2 separate regions of the Homo sapiens genome follow, and region 2 is linked to region 1. The links are chromatin contacts, found by Hi-C or POLR2A ChIA-PET in ENCODE. All regions are on one chromosome and are shown on one strand. Each heading gives the region's core, a stretch centred on a gene start or an enhancer-like site at or near the end of the contact. The rest is flanking DNA. Distances are from core to core; before and after follow the strand shown. Region 1 holds the start of ADAP2 (ArfGAP with dual PH domains 2). Region 2 has its middle 26 kb from the start of MIR4733.

Region 1 (2,905 bases), core at 164-2,663:
GGGAGGCAGCGGTTGCAGTGAGCCAAGATTGCTCCACTGCACTCCAGCCTGGACAACACAGCGAGACTCCGTCTCAAAAAAAAAAAAAAAAAAGTAAGCAAATGATAGAGCCAGAATTTGAACTCTCGGCCTCTGTCTAAGCTGCCATCTTATAAGCTGTGTTTCCTCTAGCTAGACTTGCCCCTCTCTGGTTCTCAGTTTCCCCCTCTGTAGAATGGGAGCCCCCTGCCCGCTGCCTCTACTCCAGTCCCGCAGTTCCATGGCTCTCCACGGGCATGCCTTTCTACCTCCACAATACTGTCGTCCCAGAAGTCAAGTCGCACAGATTTAACTCTGCTGATGTCAGGGAAGTTACGGTGGACGCCGCAGCAGTTGAGACAGATGAAGATCCCCAGCTTGTAAGAGGCCCAGTCGGGATCTGCAGGGGATGAGGCAGGAGAGGAGCTGAGCGGAAAGCGCGGTGAAGAAACCAGGGCTGGGCTCGGGGCACTGGGGCAGGTGGGGCGCCCCTTCTCCCACCTAAGGCGAACTAAGCGGCCAGCCTGGCACCTTCTGGTTAGCCCACCGGCCGCTGCGCGGCGACCGGGGTGAAGATCCTGGAGGCAGTTCAGGGCCCGGGGAGAGAGTCTGAGGCTGCGCGACGTGGAAGTGAAGGGACTCAGAAGGAACCGAGAGGAGGGCGCGGGGGGCGCACCGCGGGGCTCGGCGCGGAGCTGCAGGTGGGGAGGCTGAGTTAGGGGGCCCTCGGCGTCCCCGAGGTGGGGCGCTGGGGAGGCCTTCGGGGGGCGTCTGGGAGCGGGCAGGGGGCACAGGACTGTCGGCGGCCTGGGCCCGACGTTTAGCCCTGGCTGGGATGTCTGAGTCCGAGGGCGTGGGGCGCGCCTGGGTGCGCAGACATCGAGAGCCCGGACTCGGGCGGTCGGGTGCCTGGCCAGGGAAGAGAGCGGGACTGGAAGGGCTCTAGGCTGCCGGCTCTCGTGTCCGGGTCCAAGCACGTGGGAAGATGCGCATCTGGTCCCGCGAGGGGAGCAGAGCCTGGGCTCGTAGGGGCCGGGGCAGGGTGTGGTGGAGACGGCCCTCGGGGCTCGGGTGAGAGGTTCACGGTGTGGGTGGGAGGGGTCGGGGCCCGCAGGTGCCACGTCTGGGTCCAGGGGGCCGAGGGCGGGACCCGGTGGGGCCGAGGGGAGGAGTCGGGTGGGCCTGGGGTCCGGCCGGGGGTCTCGCGCTGCCCGCGCCGCCGCGCCCTTACCTGCCGCCCCGCAGTCGGCGCAGTGCGCGTTGCCTGTGTCCGGCGCCCGCAGCAGCTCCAGCAGCCGCTTCTTGTTGCGCTCGCGATCGCCCATGGCCGGCCCGGCGGGCTCAGCGGGGCTCAGCCCATGGCCCGTGCGCTCCGCCCGGCAGGTGGAGAGGGACCCGGCCGCGGCGCCTCAGCCAGGCCTGGGCAGCCGCCAGCCCCGCCCCGCACCGTCAGGACTGTCCGCCCCTCCCTCGGCAGGTCCAGTCCGGCCCCGAGCTCCGCCGACGCGCGGGGAGGGACAGGAGCACGCAAATTGGAGTTTAACACACTGGCCTGAGATCAAATCGTGGCCTGTCACTTGGTAGCTACGAGACTGTGGACAACCTATTCAACCTCTGTGGGTCTCAGTTTCCGCGTCTATGAAAGAGGAACAAGGGCATATGTCTGCATCTCAGCGCTTCTTGGAAAATTAACCAGAATCTAACTTCTGTTAAAGCGTTCTGTTAATGTAAGATCTTACATCTATTTGGAGACGTATTTATATGCAAATGCCACCTCCTCAGGAAGCCCTCTGTGATACCCTGCCTGGAGTAATCTTTCCAGCCTCTGGGTCTCCAAGAATACTCTTGTAGTATCTGTCTATTTGTTTTGGACCTGAGCACTTTCTATCTACCTTGCATCACGGTTATTTATATACTTGTGTTAATTCCACTCTCTGACCGCAGACACATACACATGTCCACACCAGGGAGTTTGACGTCAGCAGTTTTATGTCTGTATTCCATATTGCTCCTATAAATGATACCTGCACATTTTTAGAAGTCCAACTAATAGTTGCATGATTTTGTTCACCAGAAAAGTGTGGTTTCACCAAGGTGGACACAGCCAGGCACTTTAACCTGTGAAGTTCCATCACCGCGAGGTGAAGGCAGGGTATAGGTGGTCTTAAATGTGGGCATTTCATTTCCTCTTTCCCTCTCTCCCATCTTTGTTACTGCTTGACATCATCTTCGTTACTCCTTGACATCATCTGCAATGACTCATGGGCCTCCTGGTGAAATATATACTGTACATACTTGCCATCTTCTATGTAGGTTAATACCTTAATGCACACAGATGCATTAAGCCATATGCATATGATAGACAGGTGTTAACCTTCAGGATAAAATCAGGTTTCCATCCTGGTGAATTGCAGCTGATGTTCTAGCTGACCTGCCCACACTCCCATTCAACATACATGCGGGCGCAAGCACACACGTGCACACACACGCACAGCAATATGGTGTAATGGAATGAATTCAGGAATCCAGAAATTCAGGCTTTAAATGTTGACTCCTTCATTTCCACATTTCCCAACTGTTTGTCTCTGGGCAAGTTCCTTCACTTCTCTGAGCCTCCAAACCCTCAACTGTTAAATGGAGAGCGTAAGATCCACTAATAGGGTCATTGAAATGGCACAAAGAAACCCTCCAAACATGGTGGCCTCCTTGCTTCCCCTGCCCCTATGGTCAGCTTGTGGAATTGTCGCTTGGAATGCTGTGTGTGATTCCCGTCATCCCTGGGGTGGAGGAGGTCAAGCTGCCAGGACTGAGCAGGAAGGGAGGGTGGAGAGTATTACCAAGAATAGCCAGCCATGAGGGGGTCTTGCCTGTGAGGGGGTGAGGCCTA
Region 2 (2,905 bases), core at 117-2,616, 150 kb before region 1:
GTCATTAGTAGTTTTAAAAATATAACATCAAATTCTTTCTCCTTAGAAAGACTGCTCTTTTTTTTGAGACAGGGTCTCACCCTGTCTCCCAGGTTGGAGTGCAATGTTGCAATCTCAGCTCACTGCAACCTCCACCTCCCAGGTTCAAGCGATTCTCCCACCTCAGCCTCCTCAGTAGCTGGAACCACAGGCGTGCAACACCACACCCGGCTAATGTTTTGTATTCTTAGTAGAGATGGGGTTTCACCATGTTGCCCAGGCTTGTCTTGAACTCCTGGCCTCAAGCAATCCACCTGTCTTGGCCTCCCGAAGTGTTGGGATTACAGGTGTCAGCTATGGCACCCAGCCATGGACTGCCGTTACGGTGTGTTTTTTGAGCGACTGTGGCCCCATTGGCCACTCTCTTGTCATTTTTATTCAATGCCTAGTTTCCCATTTTCTCCCTTATATCTTTCTGGCAAAATGTAATAACCTGTTCAAAGCAGATCAGAGAACTTCTCACAATGCTAACAGGCAGAACGGTCAAGTGCTTAAGGTACTTATTGTCTGTCTTCCTCCATAAAAAAGGACAGAAAATGCTGGACCTCTGGCTTAGTCTGTCAGTTGGTATACTAGTTTCCTATGGCTGCTATAACAAAATGCCACAAATTTAGTGGCTTAAAACAACACAAATGTATATCTTATAGTTCCGGAGGTCAGAAGTCCAACATCAGTTTCACTGAGATTTAGCCAAGTGTTTGCAGAAATGGCTCATTCTGGAGGCTTCAGAAGGGAATACATTTCCTTACCTTTCTCAGTTTTGCAGGCTGCCTGCAGTCCTTGCCTCACAGCCCCTGCCTCACATCACTCCAAGCTCCTGTTTCCGTGAGCACATCTCCTACTCATCACTCTGACCCTCCTGCCCCCTCTTATAAGGACCCTTGTGATTACATTGGCCCCACCTGGATAATCCAGGGTTGTCTCTCCATCTCAAGATCCTTCATATAAATCACATTTTCAAAGTCCCTTTGTCATATAAGGTGATATTCACAGATTCTGGGGATTAGGGATTACTCAGCCTACTACAGGTTTCAGGAAAGCAAGTTCTAGCTTTGTCAATCAATGAGGACTCAGAGGTTACATAGAGAAATGATGAGGAGATCAATAAAACCAACAGGCATTTGAGATACAAGGCAAATATCTGGTTATCTTGCTGTCCTCTCAGCACAGGTGCCTTTTGCTGCAGACTCTAGACTTCTACCTTTATTGTGACTGTCTTTACTTCCTCTCTGTCTGACTGATGATTCTAGTATTTCTAGCAGTCAAACTGAGTCAGCCAGAGCCCATCCTGTAGAGGGCGCCCCTTTTCTGCCTGGCTCTTTTACGAGGACATCTCATGGCTGCTGTCTAACCTACAGATGGCAGCTTTTTCATCAGTCACTAATCCTTGGTCCACTCAGCTTCAGCCAGGAAAGCTGGGCCACAAGACACAAAATGTGTACAGGAACCACGGGCCTTTGTCTCTGAAAGGCGCTGGGAAGTTGCAACAATTCAGAGATTGTTAGACTCTTCTCCAAAACACTGTCAGTGACCACAGAGTTTGGGCAAAATTTTTTGCTTCCTGATTTTTGAAACTGGGATGCTTGTAGGTGCTTGTTAAAAATGGATTTTGGTTAATATTTACAAAATATAGTATTCCTAAGAAATCAAATTAGAAGGTCCAAAAATAGAGTGCTTTGGAAAGCAAAGGCTTGTCATGATGGCCTGTAGTCTAATCATAGACTCTAATTACAGGAAAAGATACACATGCAACAAAGGAAGTCTTCTAGGTCAAAGGTCTTTATGGTACTTCAGATTATATAAAGCAACACACTGGAATTCCCAAGCTCTGAGTCATCCATGAAAAAAATATTTCATATGGCTTCCAGGACACTGAGTTGAATTCAGACACCATTTTATAAACGTCTACTCTCTTTGATAGAGGAGATCTAGGAAAGGAGAGAAGTAATCTGGAGCATAGCACAGAATTAAACTGACTTTTCTTTAATGGAGTCATAGAGCCTGTTACACTGTGGATTCTTGGATCGTGTCAGATAATCATAGATTGAGCCACTGGATTAGTCATAGCATGAATTTCATAATCACCATATAATTGACACAGACCTTTAAACAGTCCTTTTTCTCCTGGAAGCCAGTTTTTTGCTGGAATTAAATGAACTGACCCTTTCTGCAGAAAATGGAACCAACTTTTCACTTCGCTCACCTTGGCAGTAATTAGGAGCTTTCTAGGAGTTAGCACTCCTCCTCGCCAAGCTGTCCAAGTGGAAACAATCAGATTATCCTTAAGAATGCAAAGGTTGGGCCGGGCGTGGTGGCTCACACCTGTAATCCCAGCACTTTGGGAGGCTGAGGAGGGTGGATCACGAGGTCAGGAGATAGAAACCATCCTGGCCAACATGGTGAAACCCCGTCTCTACTAAAGTACAAAAAAAAAAAAAAAAAAATTAGCCGGGTGTGGTGGTGCGTGCCTGTAGTCCCAGTTACTCAGGAGGCTGAGGCAGGAGAATCGCTTGGAGGCAGGAGAATCACTTGAACCCAGGAGGCGGAGGTTGCAGTGAGCCGAAATTGTGCCACTGCACTCCAGCCAGGCGACAGAGCGAGACTCCTTCTCAAAGAAAAAGAATGCAAAGATTCTCTCTCCAAGTGGGAGACCAGAGCAAAGGTAAAGGGGAAAATATTTAATGTTCAGGCTGTGAAGAAAACTAATTAACTGATTGTACTATGTGTATTTCCACTTCATAAACACCAACAATTAATTAAGCCATTATACAGCTCAGGCACATCTAACTCTAGCTTGGACTCTGGAACCAGAAGGACCGCTCAAATCCCAGCTTGGCCACTTACTAACAGTGTGATTTTTGGCAGA

Evidence for each region. A loop is a pair of places that touch in the nucleus more often than their neighbours do. ChIA-PET counts read pairs that join two places held with the same protein, here RNA polymerase II (POLR2A). Pooled maps may share reads with other maps.
Region 2: a loop to region 1 is called in a map with no recorded cell type, with 2.6 times the contacts of the local background. The contact joins the enhancer-like site here to the promoter of ADAP2 in region 1. A Hi-C loop is called at or near these places in 4 of 37 single-sample maps with no recorded cell type and 5 of 50 pooled maps. POLR2A ChIA-PET finds 5 or more read pairs at or near these places in 2 of 52 experiments (GM10248 and activated CD4-positive, alpha-beta T cell).

The regions. Positions count from the first base shown.
Region 1 is chr17:30,920,453-30,923,357 of GRCh38, reverse strand. It overlaps ADAP2 (ArfGAP with dual PH domains 2), which reads right to left and starts at 1,413. Exons shown (of 11, transcript NM_018404.3): 1 at 1,250-1,413; 2 at 288-418. The coding sequence starts at 1,343. RefSeq lists silencers at 723-882, 1,043-1,092, 1,233-1,672.
Region 2 is chr17:31,066,957-31,069,861 of GRCh38, reverse strand. No RefSeq gene overlaps it. Among named protein-coding and RNA genes, the nearest start is that of MIR4733, 26 kb to the left of the region's middle. Within about 2 kb of position 1,366, at least 13 of the 41 ENCODE cell types and tissues checked have a DNase peak (open chromatin) inside an H3K27ac peak, as active enhancers do.